Linked DNA regions of Homo sapiens: region 1 is linked to region 2. The links are chromatin loops, found by intact Hi-C in ENCODE. Cell type or tissue: PC-3. All regions are shown on one strand. Each heading gives the region's core, and the rest is flanking DNA. Links, peaks and the distances in the headings are about the cores only.

The links. Peaks named below come from ENCODE experiments on the same cell type or tissue, not always from the same donor. Only the 100,000 strongest peaks of a DNase experiment are listed, where the experiment ranks them.
Region 1: it touches region 2 in a loop (15-fold over the local background); 27 of 110 quality-filtered maps call a loop at or near these places.

What each region holds. Positions count from the first base shown.
Region 1 is chr16:24,969,997-24,985,659 of GRCh38, reverse strand. ARHGAP17 (Rho GTPase activating protein 17) reads left to right here. Exons shown (of 20, transcript NM_001006634.3): 2 at 6,655-6,694; 3 at 8,341-8,445; 4 at 15,080-15,153. Among named protein-coding and RNA genes, the nearest start is that of ARHGAP17, 38 kb to the left of the region's middle. In PC-3, for the core only: no CTCF peak of the experiment used is centred there; no DNase peak of the experiment used is centred there.
Region 2 is chr16:25,039,219-25,054,881 of GRCh38, reverse strand. No RefSeq gene overlaps it. Among named protein-coding and RNA genes, the nearest start is that of LINC02175, 20 kb to the left of the region's middle. RefSeq lists a silencer at 5,060-5,354. In PC-3, for the core only: no CTCF peak of the experiment used is centred there; DNase peaks (open chromatin) are centred at 5,001 and 6,131; H3K4me3 peaks cover 1,781 bases; H3K27ac peaks cover 2,238 bases.

The DNA.
Region 1 (15,663 bases), core at 6,140-8,639, 70 kb after region 2:
ACTAAGTTTGGAGATGGGATTAAAATTTCTAATCAGTGGAAAGGGAGATTAGCCTGGACTAGCCAGGTGGGCCCAGTGTAATCACAGAGGTCCTTAGCAGTGGAAGAGGGAGGTCGCAGAGTCAGAGGAAGAGGTGACTGTGGCAGAGAGGCCCAGAGTGAACCATACTGGCTTTGACAGTGCAGGAGGAGGCCAAGGAATGCGGTAGACTCAAGAAGCTGGAAAGGGCGAGGAAGCAGATGCTCCCCTTGCATGTCCAGGAAGGCATTCAGCCCTGCTGCCACCTTGATCGTAGTCCAGGGAGACCTGGTTGGAAGTGCTGAACTCAAGAAGTGTGATATAATATACTTGTGTTGTTCAAGCCACTGAGTTTGTGGTGATTTGTTACAGCAGCAATAGGAAACAAATCCAGGGCTGGATCATTCCTTGTTCATAATTCTTTATATTATTTAGTGTGTGTGTGTGTGTGTGGGGTTGCATTTAGGATAGTCAGTAGCATCCTGGCCTCTAGCCTACAGAGACCAGTAGCATCTCCCATCATGACAACCACAAATGTCCCCAGACATTGCCAAATGTCCTCTGGGGACACAGTTGCCTCCAGTTGAGAAGCACTAGTTTAAATTTAGAAAACAAATTGGGAAGGATATATAACAAATTCGTAACAGTACCCTTTGGGATATGGGATTGGAGGAATGGCTTTCACTCCTCTTTTAACATAAAATTTTTAAAACTGGATTTTGCCTCCCCCTACAGACATTTTTTTTTTATTTTCAACTGTGGTTTTTTTTCCCATTTTATAAAAAGATTAACCTTGAAAGGTAATATCACATTTCAATTTTAGTCATTATGGATTTTACTGTGGAAGGCAGTTCTATACACCTATGGCTGCTTTTCAACCTAGTTTTATTGGATTTTGTTTGACATTGTGAATGTCCTTTTTCCCAAAGATGTGATAGACATCCATTCATTCATTCAGTGTGTATTTCTTTTTTTTTTTTGAGACGGAGTCTTGCTCTGTCGCCCAGGCTGGAGTGCAGTGGCGCAATTTCAATCTCAGCTCACTGCAAACTCCGCCTCCCGGGATCACACCATTCTCCTGCCTCAGCCTCCCGAGTAGCTGGGACTACAGGTGCCTGCCACTGCCTGGCTAATTTTTTTTTTGTATTTTTAGTAGAGACGGGGTTTCACCGTGGTCTCGATCTCCTGACCTCGTGATCCGCCTGCCTTGGCTTCCCAAACTGCTGGGATTACAGGCGTGAGCCACTGCGCCCGGCCTCAGTATGTATTTAAGTGGCAGGAAGGTGCTGAGCTTGCCGCTGGGGAGGAGTGATGACTTTAGAGCTCTCTCTCTGCCCTCATGGAACCTGCTGTCTAGCAGGGAGGAGGACGGTAGTGCTCATTGTTTGGAAGACCACAGCCTGCATTGATCGCGGGGACTTGAGCATTCGTGTCCATGGTTTGGGAGTCCCTGGCTCCCATAGTACATGTTTTATGAAGGAAACTACCAGAAATCCATGATTAGAGATGGAAAATATCAGACCAATTGGAAATTTTCCTTTGACTCTCACCTGGTCTGAGCATCTTCTGTCTTTTTGGTACAGTGAACTACTCCAGATTGAAAACATTTCTGTTTTCTCCTTGCCTGGCAAGTGAGCTCAGTGAAACATCCTATTAGCCACACTGCAGGGTTGGACATTGCCACACCAGGTCAAGGGAAAGTGGCACTATGAAGGCCTGGGCAGCACTGCTGCTTTGAGAATTACGAGGAGAAAATCTGTGCTTTACCAAAAAGTAAATTAAAGATCCTGCCTGGTATCAGCCTTGCTTGAGTGACTAGTAAAATTGCAGAATAGCTTCATAGGAAAAAACAAACCCCAGAGTAAAATGGCGAGTGGGAAGTTCCTTCCTGATTCGTATTGTTTTTCCAGTTGCAGACAGGAAACATTCAAGTGTGTTTTCAAGCCCAGAACGTTGGACACAAAGAAGGCTCTGACAAAGCAGAAAAAACCCATATACAAAAAGTTTAGGAACATGGAGCAAAATGTCTGATTCAAAACAATCTAGGCTGGGCGCAGTGGCTCACGCCTAGCACTTTGGGAGTTGGAGGCGGGAGGATGGCTTGAGCTCAGGAGTTTGAGACCAGCCTGGGCAATGTAGTGAGAATCCATCTCTATAAAAAAAATTTTAAAAATTACCTGGGCATGATGGTGCGCATCTCTCGTCCCAGCTACTTGGAAGGCTGAGGTGGGAGGATAGCTTGAACCTAGGAGTTCAAGGCTGCTGTGAGCTGTGATCAGGCCACTGCACTCAGCATGGGAGGTAGAGCAAAACCTTGTCTTAAAAAAAAAAAAATCTGGCCGCGTACGGTGGCTCATGCCTATAATCCCAGCACTCTGGGAGACCAAGGCAGCCAGATCGCTTGAGCTCAGGAATTTGAGACCAGCCTGGCCAACATGGTGAAACCCTGTCTCTACTAAAAATAGAAAAATTAGCTGAGCGTGGTGGTGTATGCCTGTAGTCTCAGCTACCTGGTAGGCTGAGGTGGGAGTATCACTAGAGCCCAAGAAGCAGAGATTGCAGTGATCTGAGATTGTGGCACTGCACTCCAGCCTGGGTGACAGAACGAGACCCTGTCTCAAAAAAAAAAAAAAAAAAAAAAAAAATATATATATATATATATATATATATATATATGATTTATCAAGTATTATTTTTTATGATTGGATCACTTTGTCTACTGTTTTTTTTTTGTCTATAGATGTCTTGACGAATTCAGTCTCTTGCCCCCTGCCTTGCTTTAATAAATTACAAAAACTCAACCAAAGATAACACTTCTCAGAAAAAACCAGCACATTTCTGTGGCCTACGTACATGGCCTATTGAATGGCCTATTGAATGGGCACCTTGGCCGATAGTGGAATAATTGCTGGACTTTCCATATCTCTGGTAAAGGTGAACACTGCAAAACAGTTCACGATAGGAAGCACCAAGGCTTGGACCAGTCACAGTGATGAGGGAGATCAGGTCATTTGGACCACATTATTGGAATAGATGGAGACAGTACCAAGGCCTGAAAATTAAGATGGAGAGTCCACAGGCCAGCAAAGAATCTTTGTGTGAGGGAGCCATTCCAGTTTGTGTATTATACTCCATAGTCATGATTTGTCACTTAAAAGTAATTCTTCCCAATTATAGATCACTTTTAATCTCTAGTTGGGTTTGGATTTTTTTCTACACATTTTTTTTTTGTTTTTTTGAGACAGAGTCTTGCTCTGTTGCCTAGTCTGGAGTGCAGTGGCACGATCTTGGCTCACTGCAACCTCCGCCTCCCAGGTTCAAGCAATTCTCGTGCCTCAACCTCCCAGGTAGCTGGGACTACAGGTGTGTGGCACCACATCTGGCTAATTTTTGTATTTTTAGTAGAGATGAGGTTTTGCCATGTTGACCAGGCTGGTCTTGAACTTCTGACCTCAAGTGATCCACCCACCTTGGCTTCCCAAAGTGCTGGGATTATAGGCGTGAGCCACCACCCCCAACCTCTAAAATTGATTTAAAAAAAAAAAATCTAAGCCTGCAAATCTAAAATTGATTTTATTAATGTAATATATATATAGCCTCCACAAACACAGGAAACAAAGGGGAAATTTCTTTTTAAACAGTACATTAACATTTTCATATAATATATTCAATATAGTTTTCAGCCTCCAGACCTTTTCATGTAAAGTACCTCTAAAGCAGAGGGTCCAGTTAATTTGAAAAAAATGGCTGGAAATACACTGATTTTCTTTACATTTTAGATACTCTGAGGTATGTTTTCTGTTGTGCATTTGTAGAGCTTGACATTGGACCAATTCTTTAAGTTAGGCACACTTCACCCCTGGCCATATCAATCAAGCATGCTACTTAAAAGTGTAAGTAACATGCTATTTTTAAAAAACCTCAAAACTGTGATTCATGTAGTTTAAAAAGTCAAATAATATAGTAAAAGACTTACCACAAAATACGGTGGGTTCACTCCCTACTCTCTGAGATTTCCCAACTCCAGAAGCAACTACTTTGAAATATTAACAGTTTATTGTGACATTTATTCATATTCATAATTATAAGTAATATGTGTAAACTATCGTTTGGGTTATCAAATTAGTTACTGTCTGTTGACTTTCTGTTCTGATAAATGAGGGTTTAGGGCCCTTTCCCTCTGCTTCTGCTCCCCCCATCCTTTCAATACAGTTATAATTTTTCATTGTATTACTATTTGATATTTATATTATGTCCAATCAATTATTTGCAGCTGAGCATACTAGTTACTATGACTATCTTTATGTTTCCAGTGGACTTTTTGTTTTTCCTGAAGTTAATACTTGCCTCGTTTTTATGTTTGCTTTATTTTCTTTGTGGCTGTTGCAGCACTGTGCTCATAACTGTTTAACAACTGCCAAGCTCCTATTTGAATTGTTTGCAGTTGTTTATGTTTTTGATTTCAAGTACCAGTGTGAGGTTACTGAGCAAGGAGTTGGGAGAAGATGCACATGGTTGGTTGGTCTGAGTTGGCTCTAGCATACCTCTGAGCTATTACTAACTTTCCCACATCTGCTTATAGCCCACATTGGGATTGTAGAGCAAGTTCTTCTCTTCTTCTGTTATTTTTTAAAAAATAATTTGCTCTGAAAAAGGACATATTTGTTCTGATTCTCAGGTTGAATCTCTTTTTTTGAACTTGTGAAAATTTTAATAGGCCTTGAGACTTCTCTGTGTATACTCGTACTTACAGAAGGAAGTCATTTTAGAGTTGAGGTGGATTCTGTGAGAGGTATACAGGGCCCTGTCCAGATTTGGGGGTTTTGGCTAGGGAAGAAAGGCAAAAGTTACCCATTCCCTGGTGGCATTTTGCTAAAGGAGGGATGAGGCATTGGCGAGAGGAATGGGGGCGTCTAATGGTGAAACTATGACGATCTCATGCCAGGTGTGTTCTTGCTAGGCTGACTGTCAGGTTTCTTTTTGAGTCTGGTTCTTTGACCTCATGGTCAGCTGGGGCCCTGCTTCCCTTCCCTAACTGGTATGACTACCTGTGTTTGGCTCTTCAGCAATGCCTGGCACCTTGCTTGCCAAGCAAGGTCTAGGGTAGCATATGTTGGCCTGTTGCTGGTGGAACCTTTTCATAGAGTTGAAAATTGGCTGCCTCTGGAAGCTGGGGCCTTGGCTTTGTCTCTAGGCCCTGATCCTCTGGCCCTGGGAAGTATTTGAGTCAGGTCAGCATTCCAGTTTCCTGCAGAAACTGGTGAGTGAGCCACCCTGTAGGCATCTCCAGGTTGACTGGGACAGTGCCATGATGACAAGTGTTAGAATCCCCCATGGCAATGCCCTGTTCTGGCTAACGTGCCATTGCCTTAAGTGTAGACTGGAGGAGCTGTGCGCTTCTTTCCCTTGCCCACAGTTGGCACTACTCTGAGCTTAGCAGCATTTCGAGGTCATTCTAGGGGTCTCATTTACTTTCTGGCCCAAGAGCTTTTCCTGCTCTTGCATTGGTTCCCGGCCAAGATCATACAATCCCTGTTCTGAATTTCCGGTTCATTGACAGCCTTCCCCTGACTCCCTTCACTGTTCAGAGCTGAAACATACTTTTTCTTTCTCTTTTAAAAATTTCCTTCACGCCAGGCGCGGTGGCTCACGCATGTAATCCCAGCACTTTGGGAGGCCAAGGTGGGCGGATTACTTGAGGTCAGGAGTTCGGGACCAGCCTGGCCAACATGGCAAAACCCTGTCTCTTCTAAAAATACAAAAATTAGCTGGGCGAAGTGGCACGTGCCTATAATTCCAGCTACTCGGGAGGCTAAGGCACGAGAATCGCTTGAATCCGGGAGGTGGAGGTTGCAGTGAGCTGAGATCACACCACTGCAGTCCAGTCTGGGCAACAGAATGAGACTCTGTCTCAAATAATAATAATAATAATAATAAAATAAAAATTATTATGGTCTGACAGTTGAGACTCCGCCAGCTCGGAATGCCCCCTTCTGATTGCTGGCCACCGTGTTGGTTTAATGGAAGGGTTGATGAAATTAGTAGTAGTTCAAAGCATAGCAGAGAAAGTTGTGGAAACACTTAGTTTCTTTTCAAAGTAAGGATGGAGAGGAAATTTGAAGGAGGAACTAATTGTTATTGTGTGTGGTGGTCTAGGCTTGCATCTTTGCATAACGTTTCTGGTTGTGAACTGAAGTTTAAGCTTCTGTAGAACAGTGTTTTCTCAAAGCCATGTCTCTAGACCTCCTGCAATGGAATTCTGAGCAAGGAGTGGCTGTTAAAAATGCAGGGTCTATTGAATTAGAATAGAATATCCAGAGGGACCTGGGAAATGGCATTTTATATCAGCACCTGCTGCCCTTGGTGATTCTGTGCCTGCTCAAATTTGAGAACCACTACTCAGGATCATTTGTTCTTGTTTTGGGCTGCTATTCCCCACAAAGTTTTGCTTAGTTATTTTTCTTTGGTTTTGCTTAAATTGCTCTCTGATGTAAAAATTGGTAAACTGCCCCTGCCAACCCTTCTAAATTTATTTCTGCCTGTTTTGCTTTAAACTCCAGGCTAATAATTATTAAATTTTAGGAGTTGCCTTTCATTTTTGGATTTCTAACTCTGAATTTTTAATTTTTCCCACAGAGCTGAGAAAACAGAAGTCCTTAGTGAAGATCTATTACAGGTAACAAAATATAGTCTCCTTTAAATGATCTGTTTAAAGGATGGAAAAAAATTCCTATGTGAGAATTGAGGCCTGTGGGCTTTTTTTTTTTTTTTTTTTAACCAGAAACAGAATAAAATTAATTAGTGTGATTTTGAGCAGGAAAGAAAACAGTTTTGTTGCATGATGATGAAAAGGGGATCTGAAACCCAGCTACCTGGGTTCGAATCTCACGTCTGCGCTGGTTAGCTTTGTGGCCTCAGGGATTTACTGAACTTCCCTGCGCCTCAGTTTCCACTTCTCTAAACTGAGGGAAAGGCCTTATCCACCTCACAGGTTGTTAGGAGGGTTTAATGAGTTAAGCAGGAACAGCACTGGGAACGGAGCCTGGCACGTGGTAAGTGCTAGATATTAGTGATCTATTATTATTACTGCCACTGCAAGCCACAGAGACTGTCTGTTTCTGACGTGAAACATCCCTTGATTTGCCCTGTGTTCTTCTGCCTTTTTTTCAGTCTCTGTTAGAGCAGTTGTGTGGCATTTCCCCAGGGGGCTGTGCATCCCAGCGGGGCAGAACCAGCATTTATTTGCTGTTGATTCTTGAATACCTTGCACAGGAACTCAGTAGACATGGGCCCTCTCAACGAATATTAAATGAGCACCTTCTGTTTCTGTGAAAGATAACGTCCCAGGCACTGGGAGAAATCAGTGAACAAAACAGATCCAGGCTTCTGTCCTTGTGGAGTTTACATTCTAGTGGAAATTGGAATCAAAATTAAATCATGGAATTTGTTCATTTTTTGCTTTTCTCTGGTGGCAAATGAATGTGGATTAGTTTTCTAATGTTTGAAAATCTGGTCATTGCAAGATTTGGGGAAGGTAATGTGGAATCTGCTCCTAAATCTCCCATTGCCTGCCAGCCCTGAGTCCTGGGGCTATGGGCTTGGATCTGAAGAAACGCTGCCCTTTTGAGAAAGAGGCACAGACCATCTCGATGCGTAAAATGGTTTGGGGTCAAATGTATTCTGTTTTGAATTTGTTGATTTATCTTTAAAATAGAAAGCATCCCAAAGGGCCTGCTCTCATTCTTCATGAGTCATCAGAATACACATTTTTGGCATTCCTTCCTGTAAAAAGCGGCTCTCTTTGCCATAAACAGCCATATTCTAGCAATAGTATTTTGGGAAGCTGCTTATGATGCGTGGGTCCCCTAAGTCAGTGTTTCTTATTGCTGACTGTCCATTCTGCTTTAGAGGTTTATTTAAAACACACACACACACACCCCAAACCCAATAAGGAATAATTTTGAAAACACAGATCTTGCAGTTAAATTGTGGAACGTTTATTTTGCTGCTTCTGTCTGATGTACATTGTGTGGAAGGCTCAGTTGCCATGAACTGGAGAGAGCTCTTTGGCATCTCTGGTTTTTTCCAGTTGGCAGTGGGTCTGGGCCCGGATCATTCATTTTCATTTCTGCCTGGTCCAACCTGGTGCTTTTCTGGTGCTGTAGTGTGTAAACTGACTGGCGCCACTCAGTGTGATAGCAAGGTGTAGCCAAGATCATCCCTTTTCCCTGCATGTAGATTCAGCCATGCTTTTCCTACCAGCATGCAGACACCACAAAAGAAAGAGGATGAATTTGTTCTCTTTTGTCTCTGCCTTGTCAGATTGAGAGACGCCTGGACACGGTGCGGTCAATATGCCACCATTCCCATAAGCGCTTGGTGGCATGTTTCCAGGGCCAGCATGGCACCGATGCCGAGAGGAGACACGTGAGTATCAGATGTGACTCAGACCCACAGTTCCTGCGTCTCTCTGAGGCTTTTCAACCCCTGGATTGGTTGGTTGTCCTAAGTGGCATCAGTGGATCAGCCTTTGGTGACTTCTATCACCAAGCACGCTCATGACACCTGCGTGACCATAGCATTCTTTTGTGTTTAAGACATCGCTGGGCTGGAAGCCCTCCTTACACGGAATCTTCTCCAGGTGCTTTTAAAAGCTCCACGATCATGTGTCATTGATAAGAGAATGGCTGTGTCGGTTATGCATCTTTTGCTGGCAGAAAGCGGAAAGCCTGTCTTAAATTGACATTGAAGTAGAAGTAATGTATTGGTTTGCTAACTGAAAAGTCCAGAGGTTGGGATGGACTTGAGGTCAGGGTTTATCTAACATTTTAGTAATGTAATGAAAAACCCAGTTTCTTTCCTTCTCTCTCCTGTGCCCTCAGTGTCTGCTTTGTCCCTAGACAGGCATCCTCATGATGGCAAGTTGGCTATTGGCAGCTTCTATGGGCTGCTTGTTCCTTGAGTGTGGCCAGTGGGAGTAGAGAGCCTCTCTCCCAGTAGTTCCCCTCCCCTCCCCTCTCGCCTCTTTTTCTTTTTTCTTTTCTTTTTGCTTCCCTTCCCTTTCCCCTTTCCCCTTTCCTTTCCCTTCTCTTCTCTTTCTTTTCTTTTCTTTCCTGACAGGGTCTCACTCCATGACCCAGGCTGTAGTGTGGTAGTACAGTCACAGCTCACTGCAGCCTCAAACTCCTGGGCTCAAGAGATCCTCCTGCTTCAGTCTCCCAAGCAGCTGAGACCACAGTACACACCACCATGCCTGGCTAATTTTTTAAATTTTTTTGTAGAGATGGGGATCTTGCTTTGTTACCTAGGCTGATGTAGAACTCCTGGCCTCAAGCAGTCCTCCCACCTGGGCCTTCCAAAGTGCTGGAATTACAGGCATGAGCCACCATACTTGGCCCCAGTAGTTTTTCTTGATGGAGTGAGAAAGCTGCTTTTTCCAAGCTCTTGGCAGATTGAAAGCGCGTTCCATTGCATTGATTTGTGTGGAGTTACATTCCCCGTTTTTGACTGTTTCTGTTCCACCCTAGTTACCATGGATAGGGGGTGAGGTGGGGTGAGGAGATGGGATGTGCCGATTGGTTTAAGTTAGTTTGGCCCAGACCTAGAGCATGGGCTGTGGTCCTACTCCTAGCTCATAGACTTTATCAAGGCCAGGGTAGATCCCTGAGAAAAATCAGGATACTAGTATAGAGAGGAAGAGGGATGGACTCTAGGAGAGCCATCCGGTGTCTTTTCCAAGGTCCACTTGTTCAGAGCGTTCAGTTCCTAGGTAGAGCCAGTGGAGCACAGCAGCCTTTGTTCATGAGGGAGTTCCATCCTTGCTTTTACAAGTCCCCAGCTTATGAGCATGCGGTAAACCTTAGACCCCATGCAACATTGAAGTGACAGTTTCGGTGACACACAGGGAAGCTATGATTTGGTGTATTGTCACCAGGTGTCTCAAAAGTGAGAACTATTAATAGTATGCAGATGATCTGTGTTACCCTTTTATGTTTCCTACAGACTTTTATGGGGCACCCTGGCAGCAGGGTTTTTCCACTCTTGCACAACAGTGAGGATTCTGCAATCATGTCTGTCATAGGAATGGAAGTTTGCATACACCTATGCTTCCACACTTGCCTCAAAGCTCTGTCCCTCGGAACCAGACCCAGCCTACTGGTTCTGCTTCCTGGAGCTCCTTGTCCTTCTGTTGCCTTCTTCTGCTCTGCTTACCCTTTTCACATTGTTTCATTAAGTTCTCTGCTTCTCTTATTCTCCAAGTCATATTCTCTGGGCCACCTCCTCTGTTCTTATGGCTTCTAACTGATGTGTTTATGCCAGTGACTTCTAAGCCATTTTCAACCAAGCAAAAAACTTCCTCTCTTAGATGTCTATTCTAGCATGCATGATCAGTTCTTCCTTCTGTGTTGACTCTCTGAATTCCATCCACCCTTTTATGCAGGCTGGAAACTGGGGGGCTTTCTTATATTCCTTGTTATTTTTTATTTTCAAGACAGGGTCTCACTCTGTTGTCCGTGCTGGAGTGTAGTGGCACGATCCCGGCCCATTGCAACATTAACCTCCTGGGCTCAAGCCATCCTTCGACCTCAACCTTTAAGTAGCTGGGACTACAGGCTTGCGCCACCAAGCCTGGCTAATTGTTTGTTTGTTTTTTTCGTAGTAGAGATGAGGTCTCATCTGTTGCCCAGGCTGGTCTTGAACTCCTGGGCTCAAGCAGTTCTCCCGCCTTGGCCTCTCAAAGTGTTGGGATTACAGGCATGAGCTACTGTGCTGGGCCTCGCTTTTATTTTATCCTCCAAACCCCATAACTGCCTAATTAGAAAGTCCTTTGATTTCTCTCTGTGAATATTTTAAATTGCTCATCTCCATTGCATCTCTACCACCTTGGCCTTAATGCAAGACCTGACTCCCTCTCACCTGGACTGTTGTAGTCACCTCCTGAGCTACATTTCCTGTCTGTAATTTCCTTTCCAGTCTGTCTTCAACCTGATCACCAGAGTCAATTTCCTGAAACACAAATCAACCCTATTATCCTCCTGCCTAAAAAAAAAAATCTTGGCTCAGTGGTTCTTAACAGGGACCAGAATTACACCCCTGGGGGCATATGGAAATGTGTAGAGACAGTTCGGTCATCACAGGGACTGGCAGGCACCACTGGCATTTGGAGGGTGAACCGAGATGCTAAGCATTTTTTGTTTGTTTGTTTGTTTTTTGAGATGGAATCTTGCTGTGTCGCCCAGGCTGGAGCGCAGTGGTTGATCCCGGCTCACTGCATCCTCCACCACCCGGTTCAAACGATTCTCCCACCTCAGCCTCCCGAGTAGCTGGGACTACAGGTGCACGCCACCAAGCCTGGCTAATTTTTGTATTTTTAGTAGAGACAGGATTTCACCATGTTGACCAGGCTGGTTTCCAACTCCTGACCTCAAGTGATCCTCCCTCCTCGGCCTCCCGAAGTGCTGGGGTTATAGGCGTGAGCCTCCGTGCCTGGCCAAGATGCTAAATGTTTTGTAGTGCCTGGTGAAATAGTTCCACACAGGAAGTATCTTAATGTTAGAAGTGCTTCTTCTGAGGGACACTGGCTGGTTCCCATTGCCTGGGATAAAGTCCACACTCTTTAGATGACTTAAGCCCTTTCTCAGCTGATTCCATTTCTCCTTATCAGCTTCATTGTCTCCTGCTGCTTCCCGTTCACACCCTGTGCCAGCCACATAACACTCACCAGTCCCCAAATATGTCACTGTCCCTCACAGTTCTATCTAGTTCCTGTTGTCTTCCTTGAGACGCAGTCCAAGACATATATTCAATAGAAACAAATATTTATCAAACACCTACTGTGTACAAGTGCTGGAGATATAAAATGAATGAAATGTAAGTTTTCATGGTCTCATGGGGGAGATACATACAAATGGATCATTATAAAACAAGATGCTCAATAAAACATGCACAGGGTTTTATGGGGGGCCCAGAATGGGTACCAGAGGAAGAGGGAGGTAGTTAGGTGAGGCTTCCTGGAGGAGGTGGTGTCTGCCCTATAAAGGAGGGAAATTAGTGGCAGGTGGTGGGAATATTCCAGGCAGCTGGGGCAAAGTGCTTGGCCCTCATTTCTGAAACCTAATGCTTTAGCTTTCCTTTTCCAACGTCAAACGAAAGTGCCAAAGACAGGGCTTTGAGGATGCCTACACTTTGCACTTGGGAAGAGGAGTTACCACAACAATGGTGAGAGAAGACTAATATGGAGAAAATTGCAGCAGTCTCCAGGGCTCTAGAAAACACAGGAGGAACCTCCCAAAGGCCTCATAACATGCTTCCTGCATGGGAAGAGGCAAGAATAGAAGGGAAGAGAGAGACATGAGGCAGGTGACCTTTGCAGCCCAGCCACCATTGACATGGCAGAACTGTCGTGGGTCAGATAAGATAGATTATTAGATTAGAGAATTATTTCTTTTTGTGCGATTGGCATGCATTTTACAAATTAAGTCTTTAGAGCATTTAAAATTCATCCCTGGCCAGGCATGGTGCTGCACTCCTGTAATCTCAGCACTTTGGGAGGCCAAGGTGGGTGGATTGCTTGAGCTCAGGAGTCGATACCAGCCTGTGCAACATGGCAAAACCCCGGAAGTGGGTTGCAGTGAGCTGAGATCGCGTCACTGACCTCCAGCCTGGGCAACAGAGCCAGACCCTGTCTTAAAAAAAAAAAAAAATTATCCCTGATGATAGAAAGCTGTTCACCTCTAGGAAGCACGAAGCCCTCCCTGTGGAGGAGTTCAGTGTTGATACTTGATTAATGAGCCCATATGTTAAGCAGAGTTTCCTTATTTATGTACATAGGAAACAAGATTGTTGTGGCTTTGGGGTCAGGTTAGGGAAACCACAAAACTATTTACAGCTGCCATCTTGAGTGATGCTTGTCAAAATAGAGTTTTCTATTATTTTTTTTCCATAGACTCCTAGAGTTCCAGAGTTGCACAATATATTTGTCTTGATTATTGCATTGATCTTTAATAGGTATTTAACCTCCTTTAGAAAGGCAGCATAACCAAAAGGTAGGAATTATCCCCTATTATTCTCATGTCTTCCTTGTCCAGAAATGGGGCAGCTGGGAATAGTCTCCTTGTAGTGCAGATGGAGCCCATTATTTATTTATTTGAAAATAATTTTGTAGGAAGCCGAGGTGGGAGGATTGCTTGAGACTAGGAGTTTGAGACCAGCCTGGGCAACATAGTGAGACCTTGTCTCTACAAAAAATTTAAAAATCAATAATTTGGGGAGAGGGGAAATGAGTAAATGCCTCTGTTTATTTTTAAATTTCAGCTTACTGTTTTGAATAGGTTCTACATTTACACGGTCAAAATTCAGAATATACAAAAGAACTTACAGTGAAGTGCCTCCTAGCCCATTTCCCCAGGCACCCAGTTCCCTCCTCCAGAGCCCCTGCTCTTAGTAGTTTGTTGTATAGCCTTGCAGAGATATTCTGTCCAGTACAAGCCAGTGCATATGTGATTGTATCAGATGGAGCCCTTTGGAGGCAGAAGAGGCAAGTGACATGTCAGGGGTGGACCCTGTGTTTTTAACATGAATGCCCTTTCTGCTGGGCAGGTGAAATTACATGGGATGCTGCAGAATTGAAAGCATTTTTTTGTTAGCAGATTATGACGTTATAACCAGCCCACTTGTAATTGCCAGGCCTCTCCTGAGATAAGCCATTGGCCCGTAGGGAAGACACTGAACAGAGGCCCGGGCCATCAGCACTCAGGTCTGACTTTCCTGCGTCTCCCTGGGATGCCTGGCCAGGCCACTTGACCTCCTTCGGCTTTGGGTTCCTTGACTGTATGATTATAACATTAGATCAGGTGATTCTGTGGTCATTGCCAGCTGGAAAACAAATCTCTGATAGGAAAATGAGTGGCTTTGTATTTAAAAATATTACAAAAACTGGCTCTTTAGCTAGAAGTTTTTAGGTATTTAAATAAAGCTACATTTTAGAATGATAGCCAAATTAAGAGCCAGTTTAGACTGGGTGCGGTGGCTCATGCCTGCAATCCCAGAACTTTGGGAGGCTGAGGAGGGCAGATCACTTGAGGTCAAGAGTTTGAGACAAGCCTGGCCAACATGGCAAAACCCTGTTTCTGCTAAAAGTACAGAAATTAGCTGGGTGTAAGTGGTGCATGCCCATAATCACAGCAGGGGAGGCTGAGGCACGAGAATCACTTGAACCTGGCAGGCGGCGGTTGCAGTGAGCCGAGATTGCCCCACTACACTCTAGCCTAGGTGATAGAGCAAGACTCTGCCTCAAAAAAAAAAAAAAAAAGCCAATTTAAGAATGAGTGTTCTAGCAAAAGCTTTTGAAATTGAGCACTTCATTGCATTTACCTGTCAGGATAACCATTTAGAGAGCAAGGTCTATGTCTCTGTCATGTCCCCAGTGCCTTGAACATAGTGTGCTTTGATTCATTAATAATAATATGAACAGGCTGGGCGTGATGGTTCATGCCTGTAATCCCAACACTTTGGGAGGCTGAGGCATGCAGATCACTTGAACTCAGGAGTTTGAGATTAGCCTGGTCAACATACCCCATCTCTACCAAAAATACAAAAATTAGCTGGACGTGGTGATGCAGGCCTGTAATCCCACCTACTTCAGTGGCTAAGGCAGGAGAGTTGCTTGAACCTGGAAGGTGGAGACTGCAGTGAGTCAAGATCATGCCACTGCATTGCAGCCTGGGTGACAGACTCAGACCCTGTCCCAAAAAAACAAACAAAAATAATAATAAGCAGAACAACAACAACAGCAATAATAATAATAGCAGCTAACATTTACTGAATACTTACAATGTGTTAGGTACTTGATATGTTTTCTTTAGTCAACAGATAGCCCCAAACTGAAACAGAGATCATCATACAACTAATATCTGTGAGACCAGAACCTGAACCCAGACAGGCTGTCTCCTACCTGTGTAATTTGCCTGGAGGGAGAAATTAATGAATGATGATCTGAAAAAGATCATTGAGAATGGGTATCAAATAATGAGAAAAACACACACTGTCTTCTATCTTCCAGAAAAAACTGCCTCTGACAGCTCTTGCTCAAAATATGCAAGAAGCATCGACTCAGCTGGAAGACTCTCTCCTGGGGTAAGAGTTGCTGCCTTCAGAGTGCCAAGTGCCATGTAGATTGGTGGAAGTGGCTGGGCCAGGTGGTGTATGTAGGACCTGTGAGAGGAACTGTGAGCGTTGATGGCATGGCTCATCCGCTAGGAGACCGGCTGAGACTCCTTGGGAGAAAGTGGGGTCAAGGCCGCCAGGTTGCTGGAGAATCTTCCTTTTAGTAGGTGTCAGGCTGGAGTTGGATGGCAGAAAGGGCCATTAACAAAAAAGCAACTGATAGGGTCAATGCCTATTCCCCTAATCTTGGACAGAAAGAATGTGGTCCCTTCTGTGTTCCAGGTGTTGGCTCAGATTTAGAAACTCTGACCAGACCCTTTCAGTTCTTAGTCACATCGTTTACAGGCGGTCACCAAAACGTCCATGGTAGTTATCTAAAAAGAGTGTATTTTCTGAATTACTTGGATTTTTTTTTTTTTTTTACAATTGTCATGTATTCTTTAAATAATTTATATAAGTAAGAACAAAGCAGTTTTTATT
Region 2 (15,663 bases), core at 4,985-7,484:
GATTTGCCACCCAGTGTTGGGCAGTGAGGAGGAGAGTGCTGTCGGGCGCTGCTGATGGGAGTTCTGAAGGGAGACAAGCAGCAAGTTTCAGGATTTACAGGACATCAGCTGGAGAGTAACTGGACAAATTACAGTGTATCCATTCACTGAAATACTAACCCATCATTTAAAAAGTAAACTAGAAAATCAGACATGGCAAAACATTCCAGATATAATGTTAAGAGAAAGAGGTAAGGCCAAAAATATATGTACCACATGTGCCCGTAAATACATACATATGTATCTATATTACACAGAGAATTACTAGTGGATTGATACCTAAATACTGAAAATGATTATCTCTCTGATTTCTGGGTTTATCCTTCCTAAATTTTCTACACTAACCATATGACGTATTTCATCAAATAAGAAGGCATCAATCCTAAGATGTACTCCCAAGAAAGAAAAAACACTGCCAAATAATTGTAACTGTGAGTTTATTGGAAAAGTTCTTTTGGACTTATTAAAACAGACTGGTATCACTTCTCTCTCTTGCACACATATGAAAAGGAAAAGATCAATGGGAAAGGCTGGTTGTCTTCAGTTTCAGGATGTCTGAGTTTCCATACAATATGGACTATTGTGCTTTCAAGGGCTTTGGTGATATGGCATTTCTTAAGAGATCTTTAGGCCAGGCACAGTGGCTCATGCCTGTAATCCCAACACTTTGGGAGGCCGAGGTGGGCAGATCACAAGGTCAAGAGATCGAGACCATCCTGGCCAACATGGTGAAACTTTGTCTCTACTAAATATACAAAAATTAGCCGGGCGTGGTGGCGCATGCCTGTAGTCCCAGTTACTCAGGAGGCTGAGGCAGGAGAATCGCTTGAACCCTGGAGGCGGAGGTTGCAGTGAGCCGAGATCGCACCACTACACTCCAGCCTGGGTGACAGAGCAAGACTCCGTCTCAAAAAAATTTTTAAAAAAGAGAGAGAGAGATCTTTACTGTCCTCTCTGAGATTGTCTTCTGAGCCCTGGCCCTCGCTCTGTAAGTTTTAATGCTGGCTCTTTCTTCATCTCATCAGAAGTAATGAATAGACAGTTTTTGAACAACAATCAGGATTTGTGCTCCTTCTTCAAATGGTCCTTAAGTGGTATGAGGACTAAAGCATCCAGGGGCTGCAGTCACAGCTGCCCAGCCATGCCACCAGGAATAACAACCACGTAAGCATGCACAGGTAATGACAACTGACAGTGACTGCAGGACACAGAGAACCAATCACATCTGATTTCAAAGAAGTTAAATGGGCCAGACATGGTGGCACGTGCCTGTAGTCTCAGCTACTCTATAGGCTGAGGCAGGAAGATTGCTTGAGCCCAGGAATGTAGGTCCAGCCTGGGCAACAAAGTGAAACCCCCATTTCAAAAAAATAAAAAATAGAAATAAAGTTTAAGGCTGGGAATGGTGGTCCTTGCTTGTAATCCTAGCACTTTGGGAGGCTGAGACAGGTGGATCACCTGAGATCAGGAGTTCGAGACCAGCCTGGCCAACATGGCAAAAACCCATCTCTACTAAAAATACAAAAATTAGCTGGGCGCACACCTGTAATCCCAGCTACTCGGGAGGCTGAGGAAGGAGAATCGCTTGAACCTGGGAGGTGGAGGTTGCAGAGAGCCGAGATCGTGCCACTGCACTCCAGCCTGCGCAACGGGAGTGAGACTCCATCTAAAAAATAATAAATAAATGAATGAATAAATAAATAAATAAAGTTTATAAGAAGATAAATGGTTCATTAGCCTTAAACAAATTAAATGGAAGAGCAGGTGTGTCACAGAATGAATCAAATATTTACCTTTACAACAAGAAATACAGTAAGTGTGAATATCACAAGCAAACATGAAAAGCAAGTATTAAACTAGGAAACACAGGCTAGGCATGGTGGCTCATGCCTGTAATCCCAGCACTTTGGGAGACTGAGGCAGGAGGACTGCTTGAGCCTAGGAGTTTCAGACCAACTAGGGCAACATAGCAAGACTCTATTGCTACCAAAAAATAATAAATAAATAAATAAATAAATAAATAAATAAATAAATAAATATTAGCCAGGCACGGTAGTGCATGCCTGTAGTCATATCTACTTGGCAGGCTGAGGTGGGAGGATTGTTTGAGCCCAGGAGCTCAAGATTATAATGAGCTAGGATTGCGCCACTGCACCCCAGCCTGGGTGACAGAGCGAGACGGTCTCTAAAATAAACTAGGAGAAATAACTAACATGTCACAAAATACTAACATCTTTACATTATGAAGGACTCTTAAAAACAAATAAATAAAAAACCCTAAAATCCCAGAGGAAAAAATTAAGACAAAAGGCAAACTTGGGGGCAGTTCACAAAAGAAACACAACAGATCAATGAACACACCAAAAGCTCAGCCTTATCAATAATGTAAAAAACCCGAAATGAAAGTAAAAACAGAGAGTTATATTTCTCCTATCAAATTGTCAACAAAAGTATTGTTTAATCTAACTTGGCATTGGCCAAGACGAGGAAGAGGGTGCTTGAGCTGCCCGAAGCTTAAACTGGCACAGTCATACTGCAAGGCACTGCGACGACAGGTACAAAAAGCCTGAAACACACACATATACAATGACCAAATGATCCCATCTAAAACTGAACACAGAGTTACAGTATCAGGTGAACCAACCCGATTATTGTTTGTATGTATAGGATGTTCCCAATTTTGTTAAATGATGTATACACACGCAAGGCTGCCCACAGCAGACACCAAAGTGTTAATACACTGTTATCTCTGCACCTTCCACGAGGCTGCACATCCAGTTCTGCCTGTCAATTTCCATTACACATCTCTGCTCACAAAACCCAGAGAATATCACTTCTATTTTTATATCCTGATTTCATATTTAAAGCCCGGATTCAAAGAACCAAACGTCTCAGATGTGGAAAGACCTCAGAGATTTTCCCACTCTTCTTTCAATCCACAAATGCTTTCAGTTTCCATGACATTCACATGCTGCCTGTTCAAGTTACTGTGTTTTTAAATCACTCACTTTTTAAAAAACACTCAGGTCAAATGTGCTGCCCAATATTTTCTGCTAGCACAATGCTGTAATAAATATCTATTAACATGTAAAACATCTGTGTACCACCCAAAACCATCTCACATTCCTCCCACGGGAAACACTGATCTGGTCCAACCACCTACTCATTCAAGAAGCATTTACTGACTGAGTCCTATCTCCAAGAGCTCAATTGGAACAATGGGTCCTTCTGAAAGGTGTGAAATCCCCTCCAATAGCCATTTCCTCATCTGAGGCTTCAGGGAATGAGACGGGGCCTCCCCATTCACCCAGCTTATAAGGATCAAGCTGGAGCCTCATTTACTTCTTTAAGTGACACCGTGTGCTTACTATGTGCCAGGCATTATTCCAAATGCTTGACAAATATGAACACACACAAACCTCGTAGGACCCTACAAGGCAGACTCAGCTTTATAGATCTAGGTTGAGGCAGTTTCCTCAGCTGCGGAACTTAATTCTATTAACTAGGTAACTGAAGGTTTAATGTATGTTTTCCTTCCTTTTTTTTCTTTTCTTTTCTTTTCTTTTCTTTTTTTTTTTTTTTTTTGAGACAGGATCTCACTGTGTTGCCCAGGCTAGAGTGCAGTGGTGTGATCACAGCTCACTGCACCCTCAACCTCCCTGGGCTCAGGTGTCTCTCCCACCTCAGCCTCCCAAGTAGCTGGGACTACAGGCACACACCACCACACCCAGCTAATTTTTGTATTTTTTGTAGAGATGGGGTTTCATCTTGTTGCCCAGGCTGGTGTTGAATCCATCCACTGCCGCTTCCCAAAGTGCTGGGATTAGAGACGTGAGCCATAATGTGGGTTTTGAAACATACCCACCTGGATTTAGATGTTCCTACCCCTGAACATTTGTTTTATCCCTCATAACACTTGAGTTGTTTAAATGATATGCGTATGTGTACGTGTGTGTATCTGTTTGTGCGCATAAAGTCATGTGTTGCTTAACAATGGGGATGCATTCTGAGAAATGCATTCTTAGGTGATTTCGTTGTACAGACAGCACAGAGAGCACTTACGGAAACCTAGATGGTACAGCCCACTACACACCCAGGCTACATGGTATAGCCTATTGCTCCTGGGCTACAAATCTCTACAGCACATTACTGTATTGAATAATGAAGGCAACTGTAACACAATGTTAAGTATTTGTGTATCTAAACACAGCTAAACATAGAAAAAGTACACTACAAATACAGTATAAAAGGCTAAAAATGATCCACCTCTATAGGACACCTGCACTGAATGGAGTTTACAGGGCTGGAAGTTGCCCTGGGTGAGTCAGTGAGTGAGGGGTGAGTGAGTGTGAAGACGCAGGACATTACACTGTGTAAACTTTAAAAGCAGTGTATGCTAGCCAGGCACAGTGGCTCACGCCTGTAATCTCAGGACTTTGGGAGGCTGAGGTGGGCAGATCACAAGGTCAGGAGTTCGAGACCTTCCTGGACAACATGGTGAAACCCCGTCTCTTCTAAAAACACAAAAAATTAGCCAGGCATGGTGGCACATGCCTGTAATCCCAGCTACTCAGGAGGCTGAGGCAGAAGAATCGCTTGAACCTGGAAGGTGGAGGTTGCAGTGAACTAAGATCGTGCCACTACACTCCAGACTCTGTCTCAAAAAAAGAAAAAAAAAAGAAAAAAAAAACTAAGACACAATCACATACATTATCCTAGGCCTACACAGAGTCAGCACCATCAATATCACTCTCCACCACCTCTACATCTTGTTCCCCTGGAAGGTCTCCAGGGGCAATAACATGAATGGAGCTGACATCTCCCAAGATAATGATTTCTTCTTCTGGAATATTTCCTGAAGGACCTGCCTGAGGGCTTTTACAGTTAACTTTTTGTTAATAAGTAGTTGCTCTGGGTGAGTCAGCAAGTTGTTATTCTAAAATAACAATAAAAAGTACAGCATAGTAAATACATAAACCGTTAACACAGTTTTTTATCATGATCAAGTTTCATGTATTGTACATAATTGTATGTGTTACACTTTTATAGGACAGGCTGCACGGTAGGTTTGTTTACACCAGCATCCACATAAGCTCATGAGTGATGTACCGTGCTAAGACATTAGGACAGCTACGTCACTAGGTGATAAGATAATAGAGCTGAAAAATTCCCGTGGGACCGCCACCACCATATATGCGGGCAGCTGTTACCCGAAGGCATCACTGTACATGTATTTGAGATTGCAAAATTCAACTATGTTCAGCATTAAAATCTCAGATTTAGAATTTCAACTGCATGCTGCTTGTGGTCTGTAAGATATGGCACTACCTCCAACTTTAATTCTATTGTTCTTTTATACCTTTTAGTTTCATTTTTAGTTTCTATTTCCTGTTGGTTTTATTATTGGTTTATAAACGGAAGGCAGGAAGCAAAATCTTTTTTTTTTTTTTTTTTTTTTGAGACAGACTCTCATTCTGTCGCCCAGGCTGGAGTGCAGTGGCATGATCTTGGCTCACTGCAACCTCCATCTCCGGGGTTCAACTGATGCTCGTGCCTCAGCCTCCCGAGTAGCTGGGATTACAGGCACCCACCACCATGCCCGGCTAATTTTTGTACTTTTAGTAGAGACGGGTTTTCACCGTGTTGCCCAGGCTGGTCACAAACTCCTGGCCTCAAGTGATCCGCCCGCCTCAGCCTCCCAAAGTGCTGGGATTACAGGCATGAGTCACCACGCCTGGCCAGGAAGCAAAGTCTTAAGGGCAAAAGACGCTGTACTGAAACAGAGCTAGGCTTCGTCTCCCTTCCTCCTTTCAGGGCTGTTGCTAGTATACAGCTAATGTGCCAGGACTTAAATAGTAGCTGGGATTACAGGCACCCACCACCATGCCCGGCTAATTTTTGTATTTTTAGTAAAGACGGGGTTTCACCGTGTTGCCCAGGCTGGTCACGAACTCCCGACCTCAAGTGATCCGCCCGCCTCAGCCTCTCAAAGTGCTGGGATTACAGGCATGAGTCACCACGCCTGGCCAGGAAGCAGTCTTAAGGGCAAAAGACGCTGTACTGAAACAGAGCTAGGCTTCGTCTCCCTTCCTCCTTTCAGGTCTGTGGCTAGTATATAGTTAATGTGCCAGGACTTAAATGCTGAGTCACCTAAAAAGCTGAGCCTCAATCCTCAATAACCAGGAAGACTCATATAGGCTGCAATTCCCTTCCAGAGGAGACTGCCCGTGTTGCCTTTTGCTTTCATCTAATGTCTCTTTACTTTACAAAGAATAATATGATCTAAAATCTGTCTCTGTTGTAAGCAGTCACTGAATATTGGGCAAAGCATAAATGGCAAAGGGAGCAACATTCACACGAAGGTAAAAGAAATGGGGAAACCCAATCAGAAAATTCTCTTGGATCAATGTTCTGTATCTAACTCAACAAAAAGCCAGTAAATACAGAATATCATGCAAGATGCCACAGACCTGAGTAATACCAAAGTACTTTGGGAAAAGAATAAAACCCTTACCACGTATTGCAAATATTATATGGTTTGCCTGTACATTTTCTTAATGTATTTATTTTTCCTTTGTAGTAAGTGCATTTTGTGTTCTACTCACAAAATATCTGCCCACCCCATGGTTGCAAAGATATTCTCCCATGTTTTCATGTGTAAGATTTACGATTCTAGCTTTTATGTTTAGGTTTATGAACAATTACCAACTAATTTGTGTGTATGGCATGAGATGGGGTGAAGGTTAATTTCTTTCCTCATGTGAATATCCAGTTGATCTAGAATTATTCATTAAAAATAATTTCCTGGCTGGGCAGTGGCTCACACCTACAATCCCAATACTTTGGGAGGCTGAGGTGTGAGTACTGCTTGAGCCCAGGAGTTCGAGACCAACCTGGGCAACACAGTGAGACCCTGTCTCTACAAACAAAAAACAACAAAACATTAGCTGGACATGGAAGTACACACCTGCATTCCCAGCTACTTGGGAGGCTGAGGTGGGAGGATCACTTGAGCTCAGGAGGCTGGGGCTGCAGTGAGCCATGATCATACCACTGCATTCCATCTTGGGCGACAGAGGAAGACCCTCTCTTAAAAAAAAAAAAAAGAAATTAAATGACTTTCCTTCCTTCCACCAGAAAATTGACTTACTCGCTCTGGGCAAAAATCAACTGACAGTACGTATGCAGGTCTATTTCTGGACTCAGTTTCACTGATATATTTGTCTATTGTGATGTCAAGACCAATGTTTTGATTAGTGTAGCTTTATAGTAAGTCTTAAAATTAAGTGGTATAAAAAATTAGCAGTTTAAGTTCTCCAACTTTGCTCTTTTTTTTTTTTTTTTGCTATTCTAGATATTTTGCATTTCCATATAAATTTTAGAATCAACTTGTTAGTTTCTTCAAAAAAAAAAACAAATAGGATTTTAACTGGGATTGCATTGACTCCATAGATCAATTTGGGGAGAACAGACATCTTAATATCAGGTCTTCTAATATATGAACAAAGTAACCTCTTCCTTATTTAAGTATTTATTAATTTCTCTCACCAATATTTTAGTGAGAGAGTAAAAGTATTCTCTCACAATACTTTTCTGGTAAAGGTGTTTTCATGTCTTTCATTAGAGTTATTCTAATGATTTTTGATGCTACTGTTTTTATGCTGTTTTTCCTTTTTTCTTTTTTTGGGACAGGATCTCTCTGTCACCCAGGCTGGAGTGCAGTGGTATGATCACAGATCACTGCAGCTTCAACCCTCCCAGTCTCAAGCTATCCTCTCACCTCAGCCTCCCAAGTAGCTGTGACTACAGGTACTCGCCACCATACCCAGCTAATTTGGTTCACTTTCTTGTAGAGACAAGGTCTCACTATGTTGCCTATGTTGCTCAAAGTCCTGGGCTCAAGGGATCCTCCCACCTTGGCCTCCCAAAGTGCTGGGATTACAGGTATGAGCCACCGTGCCTGGCCTGATGCTATTGCAAATGGTATTTTACATTTTCATATATATATATGTTTCATGTATATATGTGTGTGTGTGTGTATTTACAACATATATATATCTGATAAAAATATTCCAGGCTGGGCGCAGTGGCTCATGCCTGTAATCCCAGCACTTTGGGAGGCCGAGGTGGGAGGATCGCCTGAGGTCAGGAGTTCAAGACCAGCCTGGCCAACATAGTGAAACCCCGTCTCTACTAAAAATAGAAAAATTAGCCGAGTGTGATGGTGCATGCCTATAGTCCCAACTACTTGGGAGGCTGAGGCAGGAGAATTGCTTGAGCCTGGGAGGCTGAGGTTGTAGTGAGCCGAGATTGCACCACTGCACTCCAGCCTGGGTGACAGAGTGGGACTCCATCTCAAAAAAAAAAAAAATTCCTATCCAGAATATATAATACACTCCAACAAATATAAAACAACAGTATCACCAACAAAAATGTGCAAAACAGACAGTTCACAAAAGATGACATGGGAATGGCCAATAAGTACATGAAAAAGCGCTTATTAGTCGCCAGGGAAATATGACTTAAAACCATGAGATGCTATTTCACACCCACGGACAATACAGAACGTTAACAAGGATATGGAGAAACTGCAAGTTCTGCTATGTAGCTGGTGGGAAGTGTCAACTGATAAATCACTTTGGATATTAGTGTGGTAGTTACATATGTCCCCACCCTATGACTAAGCACTTCCACTCCTAAACATTTATCTAAGAGAAATAAATTAAGAATGTTCATTGCAGCCAATTTACACTGGTCCAAAACTGGACACAACCCAAATGTTCATCAAAAGGTGAATGGATGAACAAATCCTATATTCACACAACTCAAAAAGGAGCAAATGACTTTCCAATGGCAAAGACTGTCTCCTTGACCAAACTCTAGCCAGCTCCTCTGACCCCTCTTCTCAACTAGGCCTTAACCTTGGCCTATAAAGACTTGAGCAAGGTTGGGCATGGTGGCCCGTGCCTGTAATCCCAGCACTTTGAGAGACCGAGGCAGGAGTGTCACTTGAGCCCAGGAGTTCTAGACTGGCCTAGGCAACAGAGACAGGCCCCAACTCTACAAAAAGTTTAAAAATTAGCAGAACGTGGTGGTGCATGCCTGTAGTCCCAGCTACTAGGGAGGCTGAGGCAGGAGGATCACTTGGGTTTGGGGAGGTCAGCACTGCAGTGAGCTGTGATCACATCACATCACTGCACTCCAGCCTGGGTGACAGAGCAAGTCACAAAAAAACAAAACAAAAACAAAAACAAAAACAAAAACAAAAAAACAAAATCAAAAAAGCCAATAAATAAACAAAAATCAGGCTGGACACGGTGGCTCACACCTGTAATCCCAGCACTTTGGGAGGCCAAGGCAGGCTGATCACCTGAGGTCAGGAGTTTGAAACCAGCCTGGCTAACATTGCAAAACCCTGTCTCTATTAAAAATATGAAAATTAGCCGGGTTTGGTGGCACAAGCCTGTAATCCCAGCTACTTGGGAGGCTGAGGCAGGAGAATCACATGAACCCAGGAGGCAGAGGTTGCAGTGAGCCGAGATCACACCACTGCACTCTAGCCTGGGTGACAGAGTGAGACTCTGTCTCAAAAAAAAAAAAAAAAAAAGACTTGAGCAAACACTAACATAGTTTCTTTTTGTTGTTATTTAAACAAATTGTTGGCTGGGTGCCATGGCTCACGCCTGTAATTCCAGTACTTTGGGAGGCCGAAGCAGGCGATTACTTGAGGTAAGGAGATCGAGACCAGCCTGGCGAACATGATGAAACCCCATCTCTACTAAAAATACAAGAATTAGCCACAAATTACAGGTGTGGTGGCTCACACCTGTAATCTCAGATACTCAGGAGGCTGAGGCATGAGAATCACTTGAACCCGGGAGGAAGAGGTTGCGGTGAGCCGAGATCGTGCCACTGTACTCCAGCCTGGGTGAACCAGTGAGACTCCATCTCAAAAATATAAAAATAATTATTTATTTTGTAGAGAGGGAGGTATTACTATGTCACCCAGGCTTGTCTCGAACTCCTGGGCTCCAGTGATCCATCCTCCCACCTTGGCCTCCCAAAGTGCTGGGAGCCACCGCACCTGGCCTTTTTTGTTTGTTTGTTTTTTGTTTTTGTTTTTGTTTTGAGACAGAGTCTTGCTCTATTGCCCAGGCTGGAGTGCAGCAGTATGATCTCAGCCCACTACAACCTCCACCTCCCAAGTTTAAGCGATTCTCCTGCCTCAGCCTCCTGAGTAGCTGGAACTACAGGCGTGTGCCACTACATCTGGCTAAGTTTTGTATTTTTAGTAGAGATGGGGTTTTGCCACATTGGCCAGGCTGGTCTCGAACTCCTGACCTCAAGCAATCCACCCGCCTTGGTCTCCCAAAGTGCTGGGATTACAGGCGTGAGCCACGGCGCCCAGCCTAAAAACATGGTTTCCAATAGTTCAAGGTTGCATCCTTTGGATGACCCAGCCCCCAGTAAGCTGCCTGTCTGAGAAAACTCAAAGCTGCCTATAGAATTTACTGTGTTTCAGCCAACACTACTGAAGACAGGGCCTGCCTCCCACTCTCTGTGGGAGGGCAGAAGCCTAACTTCCTTAATGGCCAGTTACCAAACCCAGATGGGTTTCACAGGACCAACCCTCCCTCCCCACTTTTTGTGATTTTTCACTTCCCTGACTCTACTGAGCCCCTTTCTCATTCTCCTTGTAAAACACCCTGTCCTGTCTATGCAAATTGAAGTTAAGCTCAGTTCACACTGGATTGAATTTGGCTAAACTGCAATCGTTATTACTGATGAAAATTGGTTCTTACCACTTCAGTGTCCAGCTTTATCTTTGACAACACACACAATACAGATGAATCTCGAAGAACATGTTGAATAAAAGACACACAGAGGAATACATTTGTGTGATTCCATTTATATGACATTCAAAAATAGGCAAATCTAATCTATAGTAGACAAAATCAGAAAATGGCTGCAAAGTAGGGTTAGGAAACTAGAAAAAGATAACAAGAGAGGCTGGTTCACGCCTGTAATCCCAGCACCTTGGGAGGCCGAGGCAAGAGGATCGCTGGAGCCCAGGAGTTCAAGAAAAGCCTGGGAAACAAGGCAAGACCCCATCTCTACAAAAAATAAAAATTAGCCAGGCATGATGGCGTGTGCCTATAGTCCTAGCTACTCGGGAGTCTGAGGCGGGAGGATCACTTGAGCCTGGGAGATCCAGGCTGCACTGAGTTGAGATTGTGCCACTGCACTCCAGCTTAGGAGACAGAGGGAGACCCTGTATCAAAAAAACAAAACAAAAACAAAAGTAAAAATTGTCAGATTTTGCATCAAAGATTTACAATTTCTGGAGCCGGGTATGGTGGCAAGTACCTGTATCCCAGCTACTCAGGAGGTGGAGGCAGGAGGATCACTTGAGTCCAGGGGAGAACCAGTCTGGACAACACAGTGAAACCTCAACTCAAAAAACAGATTCATAGTTTCTGACTTATGAAGTGTACTGTACAAGTTAAACCAACAGACAAGCATCATCTTGACAAAAAAATACTACAACAAATAGTTAGCCAAGGATACTATGCCAACATAAAAACTTCCTACAAATCGGTAATAAAAATATAAATAACCAAACAAGAAAAAGACATACAGCCCAACAGGAAATGATATGAAGAGAAGGTTCACATAAAAAATATCAGGCTGGTGTGGTGGCTCATGCCTGTAATCACAGCACCTGGGGAGGCTGAGAAGGGAGGATCATCTGAGCTCAAGAGTTTGAGACCCACCTAGGCAAAATGGTGATACCCTGCCTCTACAAAAAATTTAAAAATAAGCCAGGCATGGGGGCCTGTGCCTGTAGTCCCAGCTACTCAGGAGGCTGAGACAAAATGATCACTTGGGCCTAGGAAGTTGAGGCTGCAGTGAGCGGTGATCATGTCACTGCACTCTAGCCTGGGCAACAGAACAAGACCCTGTCTCAAAAAAAAAAAAAAAAAATCGATGACAGTGAGCATACTGAAAATGGTCAGCCTTTGGTGAGGTTGTGGAGAAAAGGGAACACTTATACACACCGTTGGTGGGAGTGTAAATTAGTTCAACCTTGTCGAAAGCAGTGTGTGGCGATTACTCAAATTCCTAAAGACAGAAATACCATTCAATCTAGAAATCCCATTAGTGGGTATATACTCCCCAAAACATAAATCATTCTACCATTAAGACGCATGCATGTGTGTGTTCATTGCAGCACTATTCACCATGTAAAATCATGAAATCAACCTAAATGCTAATCAGTGACAGACTAGATAAAGACAATGTGGTACATATACACCATAGAATACTATGCAGCCATAAAAAAGAACAAGATCATGTCCTTTGCAGGGACATGGATGGAGCTGGAGGCCATTATCCTTAGCAAACTAATGCAAGAACAGAAAAACAAATACTGCATGTTCTCACTTATAAGTGGGAGCTAAATGATGAGAACACATGGACACACAGAGGGGAACAACACACTCTGGGGTCTGCTGGAGGGTGGGATGAGGGAGAGGATCAGAAAAAATAACTAATGGGTACTAGGCTTAGTACCTGTGTGACAAAATCATACAACAAACCCCATGACCCGAATTTACCTATTCAACAAAGCTGTGCATGTACCCCTGAACCTAAAAGTTTTTTGCATTTTTTTTTTTTTAAGACAGAGTCTCGCTCTGTCGCCCAGGCTGGAGTGCAGTGGCACAATCTTGGCTCAGTGCAACCTCTGCCTCCTGGGTTCAAGCGATTCTCCTGCCTCAGCCTCCCAAGTAGCCAGGATTACAGGCGCCTGCCACCACACCTGGCTAATTTTTGTATTTTTAGTAGAGACAGAGTTTCACCACGTTGGCCAGGCTGGTCTCAAACTCCTAACGTCAAGTTATCCACCTGCCTCGGCTTCCCAAAGTGCTTGGATTACAGGCATGAGCCACTACACCCTGCCCTAAAAGTTTTTTTAAAAAATGTTCAGCCTCAAGAGTGATTATAGGATAAAGGGAGATTATTTTCCACCTGCTAGGTGGTAAACAATTAAAGAGATTGAGAATATTCGATACTGGCATCACATTCACTGTGGGTGGGAATGGAAACTGACACAACCTCTTTCAAGGACTACTTTGCAGAAACTTCTTCCCTAAAATCTATTTCATAGCAAAACTCACGCACATGCAAAAATGCTGATCCCAGCACTATTTTTTTTTTTTTTTTGAGACAGGGTCTCACTGTTACACAGGCTAGAGTGCAGTGGTGCAATTATAGCTCATAGCTCATTGCTGCCTTGACCTCCTAGGCTCAAGCGATCCTCCTGCCTCAGTCCCCCATGCAGCTGGGACCACAGGTGCTCATCACCATGCCTAATTTTTTCTTTTTGGCAGAGAAAGGTTCTCACTATGTTGCCCAGGTTAGTCTCAAACTCCTGAGCTCAAGCAATCTTCCTACCTTGGCCTCCCAAAGTGCTAGGATTACAGGCGTGAGCCACAGCATCCAGTCTATTTTTTATTGAGACATGAAGTCTTACTGTGTTGCCCTGCCTGGTCTCCAACTTCTGGACTCAAGCAGTCCTCCCACCTTGACCTCCCAATGTGCTGGGATTACAGGCATGAGCCATCGTGCCCAGCCTTGCACTCTCAACAGCAAAACCAGAGCCACATAAATGATGAACAATAGAAGAATGGCCAAATAAAGTATTAATACTACTATGCTGCAGAACACCCTGTAGCCACTAAAAAGAATAAGGCAGATCTATAGGAAATATGTTTAAATTATTAAGTGGAGGGAAAAGTTATTTTTGTCATTAAAAAAATTAAGCATTTAAGGGAAAAAATGACGTGAGATTGACATTCCAGATCTAATAACATTATCTTTAGCGAATGTTTCCCAAACTTTAATTTGATCCTTAAAAAGAAAAACACAAGCACAACCCCATGATTTATCTGACTTTATTGATGGGCAAGTTTTACAGCTAATTTATGTGCAACAGAATGTTCTAGCTCTGAAGTGGCATGCCTTCTTTGGGCATGAAAAGCAGCACCTGCCTTGAAAATATTTCAGATCACAATCTCGACCTCATTCTCTGGGGCACAGCTAAGAAGATGCGATCTGGGTGCCGGAAAGGCCCTGGGCTAAGCCCTCGGGGAAAAGCTGGTTTTCCCCAGAGGTGACCCTGTGACCTGCTTCTATGTCAAGGGGGAATATTTCTCCTTTCAGTTGAGAAATCAGATTAAGCACCATAATTTTCACAATGAAATTTCAGCCTTATAAGCCCTGGTCTGCTCTCTAGAACACATAGACCATTCAGAACCAATGAAACAGAAAACCAGAATTTTAAGACCTCATCAGGAAATACAATCTTGAACATGTGTGCTCAGTCCCTGTCACTGTGACCAGCTGACAAATATTTATTTGTGCATGTGGCATAAAGGTAGGCATGGTCTGTGCTCGGTATTGTGTCTATTCCAGTGGCAGAGATGAACACTAGGCACTTTCCTATTTATTTATTGTGATGGAATTTTGCTCTTGTTGCTCATGCTGGAGTGCAATGGCGGGATCTCGGCTCACCGCAACCACAACCACCTCCACCTTCCAGGTGCAAGCGATTCTCCCGCCTCAGCCTCCCGCGTAGCTGGGATTACAGGCGCCTGCCACCATGCCCGGCTAATTTTGTATCTTTAGTAGAGATGGGGTTTCTCCATGTTGGTCAGGCTGGTCTTGAACTCCCGACCTCAGGTGATCTGCCCACCTCAGCCTCCCAATGTACTGGGATTATAGGCGTGAGCCACCACTCCCAGCCCACTAGGCACTTTCTAAATCACAACTGGGCCGACGACCACCAAGGAGACTCACAGGTGTTATGAGAACATTCAACAGAAGCTAGGTCTTGTCTATGGGTGTCAGAAAGGACTCTCGGAGTGAGCCACGTGTCAGCTAAGCCAAAAACCTTGTAGTCATCTTGGCCGCCTCAGTCTCGCCCCATATCCACTCTGCCAGAACATTCTATCAGCTCTACCTTCAAAATGCACCCAGAATCTGACATATTCTCAGCACCTCCATCACCACTATCCTGATCCAAGCACCAGCCTGTCTCACAGGGGACACCCCCACAGCCAACTAACTGATTCTGCCTCCGTCCTTACCCCTGCAGTCTGCTCCTAACAGAGGCTGAAGTGATGCTGTTAAAACCAAGTCAGGCCACCTCACTCTTCAGTTCAGCCTGGCCAACATGGTGAAACCCCGTCTCTACCAAAAATACAAAAATTAGCTGGGCATGGTGGCACGTGCCTTTAATCCCAGCTACTTGGGAGGCTGAGGTTCGAGAATCACTTGAACCTGGGAGACAGAGATTGCAGTGAGCGGAGATCACGCCACTGCACTCCAGCCTTGGCGACAAAGCAAGACTCTGACTCAAAAAAATAAAAAAATAAAAATAATAAAATAAGAAGTCTGGGTAACTGATTGCACAAGGCAGATATTAAAAGGGCAGTTCCTGGGCAGGCACAGTGGCTCATGCCTGTAATCCCAGCACTCTGAGAGGCTGAGGCAGGTGGATCATTTCAGTCCATGAGTTCAAGACCAGTCTGTGCAACACGGCAAAACTCTGCCTCTAGAAAA